Regions from separate parts of the Homo sapiens genome. Here region 1 is linked to region 2. Evidence: chromatin contacts called from ENCODE Hi-C or POLR2A ChIA-PET data. All regions are on one chromosome and are shown on one strand. The core of a region is the stretch at or near the end of the contact, and the rest is flanking DNA. Distances in the headings are between cores, read along the strand shown.

Region 1 (5,800 bases), core at 2,452-4,951, 230 kb after region 2:
TTGCTTGAAACAGACTGGAAACGACCAAGCTGAGAACTTTTCTCACCCTTCCTGATTCTTATCCTTATTCCTCATCTTTCTTTCCTATCTCTTTCCTTAGTAACCAGTGAATCCCCCCTCCCCCTGCCACCATGAGTATAGGGGAAGGTTCTCAGCTCTGAACCAGGCCTGCTTGGCATTTCTTCATTGGGCCAGGAAGATGCTCAAGCCTTCAATCTCCAACTTAAGATTGGAAATTATCTTAATTTGGTTATTTCCAAATTTTTCTCCATTTTCTCTTTCTTAAGCATTTATACAACAATAAGAAAACTTAACTCGTAAGAGTTATTTAATATAGTTTTGAATGAACTCTGATTACTTTTTTCTCTTCAAAAGTTTAACTTTGGATGGTTCATCATTTTTGTAAATAGAGATAAAAATCTCAATGATTAATGAAACCTATCAAAACTTGATAATTGATTTAAATCTATACAACTATAGTAGGTAGGAAAGAAGAGAATTATAGCATTCTTAAATTTTAGAACTGTAAAGTATTTTTAGGTCCTTTTTAGCTTTATTTTTTATTATCCCCTCATTTTATGTCTAAGAAAAATCAAGGTTTAGGTGAATGAGATGTATGAGTAAATGTGGTAAATGTTTAGCAAGCTTAGAATGTTTTAAAATTTGCACAATAGGAGCTTTCATATTTTCTGACAGTTGGTGGTAATATTGCAGGAGAGACTTTTTTTTTTTTTAACCACTAGGGAATGCTGAAATGTCAACTGATCAACTATAATGGGAAAAATTTTTTTTAAAATTTTAGGTATTCTGATTGCTGCATCTTTTCTGTTTAGCAAAATAACAGGACTTACTTAGTAGCCTGTATGCATTGGGGTGAGAGGGTGGACGTCGAGAACACTAGTTTAGATTTGTTTCAAGTCATATCATTTCACAGTGATTCTAACTCAGAACATTCCTTGTAGATAAACAAATTTTATTCTCCTCCTCTAGCTTTGCAGTTCTCAAAAGTGTACTAGAAAAAATCTGCCTCTTATGTTAGTTAAGCAAAGCTGAGCCCATATTCATGGAAGATGTTGGACCATAACCTGTATTTTAGTAATTTGGTGAAAAAGGAATGTAGTTACAGTGGCTCTGCCCTCAGGAAATTGTCCAACCTCAGAGCCTCCCAGGTTGTATGGCAGCTGAGTGAGGGTGTGCGACTTCTTAGGCAAACCTCGTCCTGAGATTTGGTTAGGGAATTGGATTTGTGAGTCTTTTGTTCTTTCTCTACCTTTACTCTGCCATTTAGAAAATTAAAGTTATTAAATTTCCATTTTTATTCCTCGTTCCAGAGAATTTTTAAACGGAAATTTTACATTAAATTCCCCGTGTCATTTTTTAAAAAACTCATCTTTCTTGTGTTTTAGGTTGTTTTAGCTTCTAATCAGAGAATGAGGTGCCTTTGCAACTAGATGTCCCAGTGACATAAGAAAATGATGTGTAATCTCTGTATAGTCACAATATTGAGCTTGTTGATTATCTCCTTCAGATCCCTAATATGTTTCCTTTAGCTTACTTGACCTGTCAGATTATGAAAGAATTAAAATTTTCCACTGTGATCAGATTTTATCATGTTCTCTTTGTATTTCTAGAAGTTTAACTTGGTACTTGACTCTTACATTGGTTGTCCAAAAAAAAATTTATTATTTTTTGAGATAGTTTCACTCTGTCACCCGGGCTGGAGTGCCGTGGCGCAATCTCAGCTTATTGTAGCCTCCGCCTTCCTGGTTCAAACGATTCTTGACTCTCAGCCTCCTGAGTAGCTAGGACTACAGTCATGCGCCACCACATGGCTAATTTTTTTTTTTTTTTGTAGAGACAGTGTTTCATCATGTTGGGCAGGCTGGTCTCGAACTCCTGGCCTCAAGTGATCCACCCGACTTGGCCTCCCAAAGTGCTGAGATTACAGTACAGGCATGAGCCACCGTGGCTGGCCCCAAAAATTTTTATTTAAAGGAATACAATTAGAATTGAGTAAATGGAAAGAAATATACTGTGCAACTGAATGACCATCATATAAATGACAGCCCTTCCCAACCCAAATTATATATAAATTTAATGTCATTCTGATCAGAAGCCTGACAATTTTTTCTTGGGTTGGGGAGCAGGGTTGGGAGACTGGTTCAGATGTTATATGTAAGAATAAGTTGGTAGGAATTACCTAAAAAATCTTAAAAATAAGAGTAGTTGGGGGTGGGGAGCTTTTTAAAATCATGTGTTAAAATTACCATAATGCTACAGTAATAAAAATAGTGTGATACAAAAAAATAAAGAATTCAGTCAGTTGAATGAAATAGAACAGAGTCTATCATTGTAAGGAATTAATATAAGACAAAGGCTGAATTTCATTTCACTGGTAAAAGGGATGTTTACGTGATAAATGATTTTAATATAATTGGGTATTTCAAAGAGTTCAAAATTAGGGTGGAAGAGCTAAGTGGAAAATGCAGTTAATAATATTAGAAGAAATTTTAGGAGACTATAGTTTTGAGGTGTGGAAGACCTTCAGAGACAAGACAGAAAGTGCAGAAGAAATAAAGGAAAATATCAACATATTTAAATACATAAAAGTTTAAAAATTCTTTCTGACAGAATACACAACAAATTATATCAAAATACTTTGTCACACATATGTGTTAACTTAAAATAATCAAAAGGATCAGAATCTAAATAGCGTTTATTCAAGCACAAAGTGTGAGGGTAGACCACTCAGGAACACCAACTCCAAAGGAATGAAGTCAGCCTTTGGAAGTAGGGAAATTTAGGTTTCATTTATATGGGCAGAGACAGAGACATTTTTAGCAGGAATACAACATTATTCATACGGATTGGCACATAGTCACAGCAGTTTGATTGGTTATAGGTGGTATTTCTTTTGGGGAAGGGTACATTTAACTTTTTTTTTAAACAGAGGGTATAATAATGACAGGTTTTCTATAGTCTGATCTAAGCAAAGTAAAACAACACAGGGAAAGTTAATCTTTAACAGGGGTTATTAACTACAAAGGCAGGCTCACACCTGTAGTTTCAGCTACTCTGGAGGCTGAGGCAGGAGGATTGCTGAATCCCATGAGTTCGAGGCTGCAGTGAGCCATGATTGTGCCACTCTACCCTAGCTTGGGTGACAAAGTGAGACCCGGTCTCTGGGAAAAAAAAAAGGCAGGAAGTTTTTGTGCCTGACAGTGTTTAATTCTGTAGTCATTGTACTGAACAAGAAAAATAAGAAAGCAAGTTAATCTATAATCTGAGAATGGAAGTTGTAACCATATGTGACTCAGATCACAGTTACATCTTTCTGAAGGCTTAAAGTGGTTGTTTTTTTGGACAGCTTTTAAATGTTATTTTCACATTTGACAGTCAAAGGTTTGATAACCTTAATTTTTAAGTAGGGAAATAGTCTAATAGAAAAATAGACAAGAATATGAATAAGCAGTTCACGGAAGAGAAAATACATGTTGTCAAAACAAAACACTAAAATGATGCTGCATACAAGTAGGCAGTGAGAAAAGGGTTTTCACCTGCCTAAGGACAAAATTTTGAAAAACACATGAGGTGCTGCACGAGGGGTGGAGAAATGACCTCCTGCATACTCTGTGACGAGGGTGTGGACTGCTGCAGTGCTTCCGGGCACAGCTCACATCCTTTGACTCATGTGTCTCACAGTTAGATCCCTCCTGAAACAAATGCGCCAGCATTTACACGTACGAGGATGTTTACTTTCACCATTTTTTATTATAGCAAGAAATTGAAAAATATTTATATGCCCAGTAATATGGAATGGGCTAAATAAATATATTTGTACTATACAGTATTTGCCATCTATAAAAAGAATCCCTTTAACTTTACATATATTGATTAGGAATAATCTTTATGCTGAATAATTAGAAAAGGAACAAATTTTAGATGTTAATATGATCACACAGAAAATATATGTTTGTGCGGTTAGAGAGAGAGATTTGGAAGAATAGACACATACTAAAATGTTCTTAGGTGAATAGGATTGGGAGAGGGTAGCAAGAGAAAATCACATTTTTTTCCCTATAAACTATATTTTTTGTCTTGTTAGAGTAAGTTCAAAACACTAAAGTGTATTTATTTGTTTTCTAAACCATTAACTCTGTCTTAACCTTTCTAATGTCTAATCACTTGTGATGAAGCCTGGGCCTAGCCTGTGTGCTTCTCTTTTGAAGATGTGGTACACCTTTCAGGAGAGAACCCTGGCGTCCACTTCCTAGCCTGTACTGCTTTCTAAGCTCCTCTATCTGATGCTCTCATTTCAGTGATCCATCACTTCAGACACTTTCTGGCCAATGTCCTCAGTTTCTTTGCCCCTTTATATTTCATTTGTGCTTTCTAGGCTGATAATTGGTAGGCAAAAATCACACAATCTTATGATTAGTGACCCTATAGATTTGTGTTCTGCAGCCTCAGTTGTTCCCCTAAGATATCCCAGCAGCACTGTGTTTTCCCCAGTTACCACTCTCCTGAAATGTGAGTGGTGTTTCAGACATTTCTGTCTTTCCTCAAACGTTTAATGCTGCCATCGTTTCTCTCTAGCAGCGAGTGGCTGTGTCTTCTGCTCTGTGGGGAACATGGAAACTCCACAAAGTACTTGCCACTAAATATGCAGTCTTCCTCCTCTTTTGCCAAGGCAAACAGGCCACCTGTGCTGGGGTCCCAGCCCTACCTGTCTCCTGGATACTCCCTACGTGGATTATCCCTGCTGGCCATTGCATCTCTTCCTCTTTTCCTCATTCATACATCACAAGAGTAAATACAAGGCCTTTGATGCCTATACCATCTGGTTCTTTGTTTCCTCTCTGACCTCTCTGTGGTATACTTATAGATAGAGAAATAGAAGGAAGGTAGATAGAGGAAAAGAAGGAAGGATATTTGGGTAGAATAATAAGAAAGCAGCATGAGCTAAAATGAGTAAGAAGACTTCAAGAGTAAAGATGCAGAACATGATGAAATAAACCTAAAGATAGCCTTATGTCCCCTACCCAGACCTGGGGGACAGTAGGGAACATATTTCACTCTTACCTGAGCAAATGAAGGTTAATTGTTAGAACTACTAGATTGCACCATTGTAATTTCTTATCTAGAGTTATAAGCCTGATTGTCATACTTTGATATTTGTGTTCTATTCCAGTTTTTGAAAACAAATGAAACATAAAACTTCATAAACTGGTATTTCTCAAGTGTATTCTGCAGAAAAGTAGCTTGGGGATGGGATTTGGGAAATATGAAATTAAATCTTTAATGTGTGGAAGTGCCTTGTGAATTTCTAGGAGCAGGTAGGCAGTGTGGGGTTTTCCATCCTCATGACCGTGGATCCCTTTCCTTGCACGTCTTTCTCACCCTTTTTCCTAATGTATGTCATCTGTCCCAAGGAAAGCAGTTTGAGAAATGTTGAAGGACATAAATAAATATGAGGTTATAAAGAAAATAAAAAGAAAAATCAGGTTGCATGATGTACAGCAATGTGACTAGTAAGAATTTTTTATTCCCTTTCAGTTTGCGTGCTTTTCTGAGTCTATACATATTGAAGATAGCAAATGATTTTTTAAAAATGAAAAAAGATTATTTTGACTAATACTTTGGAGGAAATAAACTATTTTATAAATAAGCATAGGAGAGTTCTAGTGTGACTAAAATCTTTTATAATACCAGAGGTTATGATGTTATGCCATTTTAACATTTTTCTTAGGATTGACCTGGATTTTTGTTATTTATGTTTTCTTCTTTTCCAGTGGCAGCC
Region 2 (5,310 bases), core at 1,170-3,669:
ACTAACTAGCCGACTGCTATTTGTCTGACTTGTCTGACCCAATATCCATTCCCAGTGTTTTTCTCTTTTGTAATCTTTATAGGTGGCCAAATTACAATTCTAGACAATGAGATGTTTGTGGAAGTCTGCTGAGTTTGGGAGATGTAGTATCCTGAGAAAGCTTTCACTTTCCTGAAGAAAAAAAAGACCATGGATGGTGGAAGCCACCCCCTTTCCCCTCTTCTTGCCTTGAACAAAGGTGCGAAGGCTAAAACTGCTGCAGCCATATTGCAACCATGAAGTCAATGTCGAGAGAATCACAGAAATGATGGCCCTGCTGTTCTTGAGCTATTGAACCAACAAAGGTAACTGCCTACCTGTAGATTTGAGGTCTTGTTTAAGCTATTATAATGGAATCTTTTCGAAAAAAATGTGGGCCCAAATGCATTCCTAACTGTACAGCCATTAAAAGGACAACTTTAGTCCTCTCTTTCATCCTCACAATTCATTACTCCTCTTATAGTCACTGATAACACCATCTAATCACCCTAACTAAAAAACTCAGTTATCCTTGATTTCTTATTTCCCCTCATCCTCTAGGTAATCAAGTCTTATTTATCATAGCTGGCTAGTTTTCAAATGTATCTCTGCTTCTCCATTCTCACTGACACTGTTAGTTTGGACTTTCTCTCCAACTCATGTCTGGACTGCATTAACAGCGTCCTAACTAGTATCCCTGCTTCCAGTCTGCTATCTATCATGCTTTAGAATTTTTTCTCTAAAATCTTATCAAGATATTCTCCTGCTTAAAAATCTTAAGTGGCTTTTTGTTGCCCACAGGATGAATCACGAACTCCTTGCCGCAGGTATCATTTGTTGTTGTTGTCTGCATGTTTAGACCGCATCTCTCATACCCAATCTGGCACAAAGTAGGTGCTCAAGTGTGTGTTAAATGACTTTAATCTTTTGTATAGCTTGTTTGATATCATACCACTTAACTACTTAATTAGACTAAGTACAGTGGTAGCATGCTGGAAACTCAATGAAGATTTGTTGAATGTAGTTTCCAGATTCTACAGTAAAACAATCCTTTATCAGTAGTTCCTGATAACACGCATCTTGGTGTGCATTCAGTTGATCTAGCCTAGTTTACAGGAAGAGGCTCCCTTCAGTAATGTACTGTATGGCCTTTCAGATTATAATTAGTCATCTATATTCTCTAGATTGGGCTTGTGCCAAGACTGTAAGTTAGGAAGGTAGGTGGAGTCTGTGTGGGCATTTCTGACAATTTTTTGATCCACGAATAGCTCCTAGCAAATTTACAGCCTGCCTGCCAGCAAGCTGTGCCAAGTTAACTAAAACAGTACGGGCCACAGCCATTAGCTGCTGCTACAAACGCTTCGCTTTGCGAAGCAACGCTGAAGGCGCTCTTTTGGAACTCGGGGGGTTGGGGGCGTGCAGCCGCCGCATTGCAGCACACAACGGAAGGCTTCAGACGCTGGAGCTGCCGTCCGCACCCAGATGTCTCTCTCTCCCTTTTCCCCTAACCTCCCCCAACTGCGGGCCCTTTTGGGTGCTGCTCTGACTTCTTCCTTGGCCTTGGGAAAAGCCGAAGCGGCTCTGGAGAGAGGAGGGCATGGTTTGGAGAAGAGGTGCTGCGGCAACAAAGCGACCCGCCCAACGCCTCCTCAACTTTCTCCTGCCCCCGGTCTGGTATTGTTTAGTCCTACTCATTCCCACTTTCCGAGCCAGCCTGCAAAAATCTGTATTTCAGGGGAAATTCCAAGGGATAAAACACCTCCTTCAGCATAACAATTGGTGTTTTGCTCTCTAGATTTCCTAGCAATGAACTTGTCGGGCCTCTCCATCCGCCCGTCTAGGCCCAAGGCCTCGGCCGCCGCGGCTACTCGGAGTGCCCCTCTGCCGCGCACGCGCCCCTCAAGGGCTCTCCCATGACCTTTCCCGGGAACCCCCTTCAATTACGCTTCCCGTCACCTCGCGCCGCCCCCGCCCTTCCTGCTCTTTCCGTTTCCTCTTTCGCGCCTGCGCGGCCCCAATTGTTTTGGCTTTCCGGTGGCATCCGGCAGAGGAAAAGGGCGGGGGCAGCTAGAGTAAGGGAGGGGCGGGGGACGGTCGCGAGGACCCGGGAAACTGCAAAACTGCCGCTGGTGCCGACAGGCGCGCGCGCGCGCGAGGCGGGAGGGCGGCGTGGCGAGGGCGGGCGCGGCAGGCTGGCCAGCGGTCCATTGCGCGCGCGTTCCCGGGCCGCGGGCGGGGGCGAGAGCGCGCGGCGGGGGCGGGGGCGGGGGCGGCGGGGGCGGCGGGCCCGGCGTCTCGCGGCCCCGGACTGACAAGGCGGCGCGGGCGGGCGGGCGGCGCGGCTCCCGGGGGAGGAGTCTGGCGGTGGTCGGGCCCTGAGGAGCGTGCGGCGGCGCCCGCAGAGGACGCTGCTTTCCGCGCTGGACGGACCAAGCGAGGGAGGGTGCGAGGGGAAACCGGAAGGAAGAGGCGGCGGCGCCAGCCTTCCTCGGCCGGAGGCGGAGGCGAGACCCCAGGCGAGGCCGCGGCGGGAGGGCCACGCCCCCGCCGCCGCGCCGGAGGGGCCCAGTGTGGACGGGGCCACCGGCTGGAGCGGATCCCACACCTCCGGACCGAGGGACGCGGGTGAGCAGGCGACAGTAGCGCCGGGCAGGCTGGGAGCCCGCGGCGACCTGTGGAGGGGCCGGGGAGGAGGGCTGTGGCGGGAGGGGGCTCGGCCCTTTGTGGCTCGGCGGGTGGGAGGCGGCGGCCGCGGCATCTTTCAAACCCGAGACGCTTCCGCCGCGGGCGGGGGAGGGGCGCGGGCGGCCGGCGCCGCCCTCCGCACCCCGCGGCGGCCCCAGGGCGGCGGAGCTCCGGGCAGGTCCGCGGGGAAGGGGCGGCCCGGTACGCCGCTAGCTGGGCGTTTCCGGCCCCGGCACCGGGCGCCTCGGCGCCCGCGGGGCTCCCGGGCGGCGCCTTGGCCTCGGCTCGCGCCCGCCCTTACCGAAGTAAAGCTGTTTCCCTTAAAGACTCGCGACGTGTTCGCGACATGGTGGGCCGAAGGAGGACACCCCCTTCCTTCTGTATTCCCCCCGCGTACATCTGAACTAACCAAGAGAGGTCTAGACGAACAGAGCTCCTGTTATGGTCTATATCGACTTAAAAAAGAAAGCAGAAACTGCCCTTTGAAACGGAAAATTGTGTACGTGTTTACTTTGTGAAATCTTTAACTTCCTTGAATTCGACCACCTCCTTCTCCCTACGGATTGAACAACCGGGGAATAGAAAAATCGCTTAGTTTGGTGTGGGGCGGTTATTTTGAGTTAACATCTTTTTTTCCCTTGGGCTTAGCTATCTAAGAACTCTACCTGCCTCAAAAGGTAGAGGAGCGTCCATCCCACGGGCTACCACGGTGACCCCTTCCAGTGAAAATAGGAAAAGAATTCAAAATACAAAATGAACTTTAAAAGGGTGTGTGTGTGAACTATCTTCTGTGTCAATTAGCCTTATGAAGACGTAGGCAACAGGACTGGTCACGTGTTGTTTATACTTGAATCTGTACGTCGGGCTCACAGCATTTAGGCATTGAGAAACGAAACCCTATCAACGCTGTGCACTGACCAAAATGATATTTTCTTTTATCGAGGCAACTAATTAACAGGGATCTTCCCCCTCTTCCCTCTGAGTTGTACATTTTTGCCGAATTTGAGTAGTATGGGTCTTAGATCTCTTGTAATTGTGAATGACTTAGTTTGGTTAACCTTTGATAAGGACTTTTTTCCCCGACTTTTTTTTCTGATCTAAAGTAAATTGAAAAGCCAGTCGGTTGTTTTCTAATCTCGATGATGTGGAATTTTGCTATTCTTTCCATCTGGCTGATAACTAATGTTAAGCTTACTTCTTCACTTTGATCTTCTGTTGGCTTAGTGCTTATTGAAGCCCTTTTAGGTTGGGGCCTGGAATCCTCAAGAGGTTGTTTTCTGTCAGTAACTCGGGAGTGCTGTGGCCTTTCTGTTGAGCATGCTCTGTAGTCCACACGTTTCCACATAGTGGTGTTTTCTTTGCACAGTTTTGTAGGAAGACTTTATGAGTGCTGTAACTCTACTCCCCTTTTTGCTCTCATAAGAAGCATTATAAAATGTTAACTTATGTTATTCACAGGGCATGTAAGGAGATGGGAAGGAATAGAGGTATCAGTACATATGTCCATGCTCCTCCATAGATTTTCTTCTGGTTGGTAGAAATGTTGAGCTTTTCATTCCTAAACATTGAACATTGAATGTGCAAGGTGAATTCCTAGAAACTTGAATGCAGTCTTAAAAGCCAAATGATAACATTGGTTTTTCCAAAAATGTTACACATTTAGAAAAGAGTCCCCCTTCCCCTCTTCTCTTTGCCCACATTCCTAAGACAAGTAAGGCCAGGAAAAAGGATTGATCCTGGTGTCATAAAATATGAGTGAAAATTTCAAAGTCCTTTGTTAGCTTAATCTTTTCAGTTTTGTAGAGTTTGAATAGACCAACTGATACTTAAATAACTCAGTATTAGAAATGACAGGTTGATCTCAAGTAATTTTTTTTTGAGACAGAGTCTCTTGTCACTCAGGCTGGTGTGCAGTGTCACGATCTCGGCTCACTGCAACCTCCGCCTTCAGGGTTCAAGTGATTCTCCTGCTTCAGCCTCCTGAGTAGCTGGGATTACAGGCGCGCCCCACCAGGCCTGGCTAATTTTTGTATTTTTAGTAGAGATGAGGGTTCACCATGTTGGTCAGGCTGGTCTCGAGCTCCTGACCTCGTGATCCCCTCACCTCGGCCTTCCAAAGTGCTGGGATTACAGGCGTGAGCTACCGCAGACGGCCGATCTCAAGTAATTTTTTTTTTTTTTTTAAGAGACGGAGTCTCGCTGTGTCGCCCAGGCTGGAGTGCGGTGGCGCGATCTTGGCTCACTGCAAGCTCCGCCTCCCGGGTTCACGCCATTCTCCTGCCTCAGCTTCCTGAGTAGCCCACGCTGGGCTAATTTTTGTATTTTTAGTAGAGATGGGGTTTCACCGTGTTAGCCAGGATGGTCTCGATCTCCTGACCTGGTGATCTGCCCGCCTCGGCCTCCCAAAGTGCTGGGATTTACTGGTGTGAGCCATTGCGCCTGGCCACTTTTCCCCAGCTTTCTTAAGTCACTGCGCAGAGGTGAGAGGAAAAAGGAAAAGTGATACCCAAAATAAAAGGACATAGTATACTCATATGATTATTGTATCGCAGGTGGCATTGCCTTTATGTTCTTGTTTAATTTTTTAAAACTGAGATAACTTGTTAA

Evidence for each region. A loop is a pair of places that touch in the nucleus more often than their neighbours do. ChIA-PET counts read pairs that join two places held with the same protein, here RNA polymerase II (POLR2A). Pooled maps may share reads with other maps.
Region 1: a loop to region 2 is called in a pooled map, with 2.4 times the contacts of the local background. The contact joins the enhancer-like site here to the promoter of KBTBD2 in region 2. A Hi-C loop is called at or near these places in 1 of 50 pooled maps. POLR2A ChIA-PET finds 5 or more read pairs at or near these places in 2 of 52 experiments (HepG2 and MCF 10A).

Annotation. Positions count from the first base shown.
Region 1 is chr7:32,656,037-32,661,836 of GRCh38, reverse strand. It overlaps the pseudogene DPY19L1P1. Among named protein-coding and RNA genes, the nearest start is that of MIR550A2, 74 kb to the left of the region's middle. Within about 2 kb of position 3,701, at least 5 of the 41 ENCODE cell types and tissues checked have a DNase peak (open chromatin) inside an H3K27ac peak, as active enhancers do.
Region 2 is chr7:32,888,869-32,894,178 of GRCh38, reverse strand. It overlaps KBTBD2 (kelch repeat and BTB domain containing 2), which reads left to right and starts at 2,419. Exons shown (of 4, transcript NM_015483.3): 1 at 2,419-2,643. RefSeq lists enhancers at 1,870-1,929, 1,635-2,338, 4,894-5,310 and a silencer at 2,110-3,059.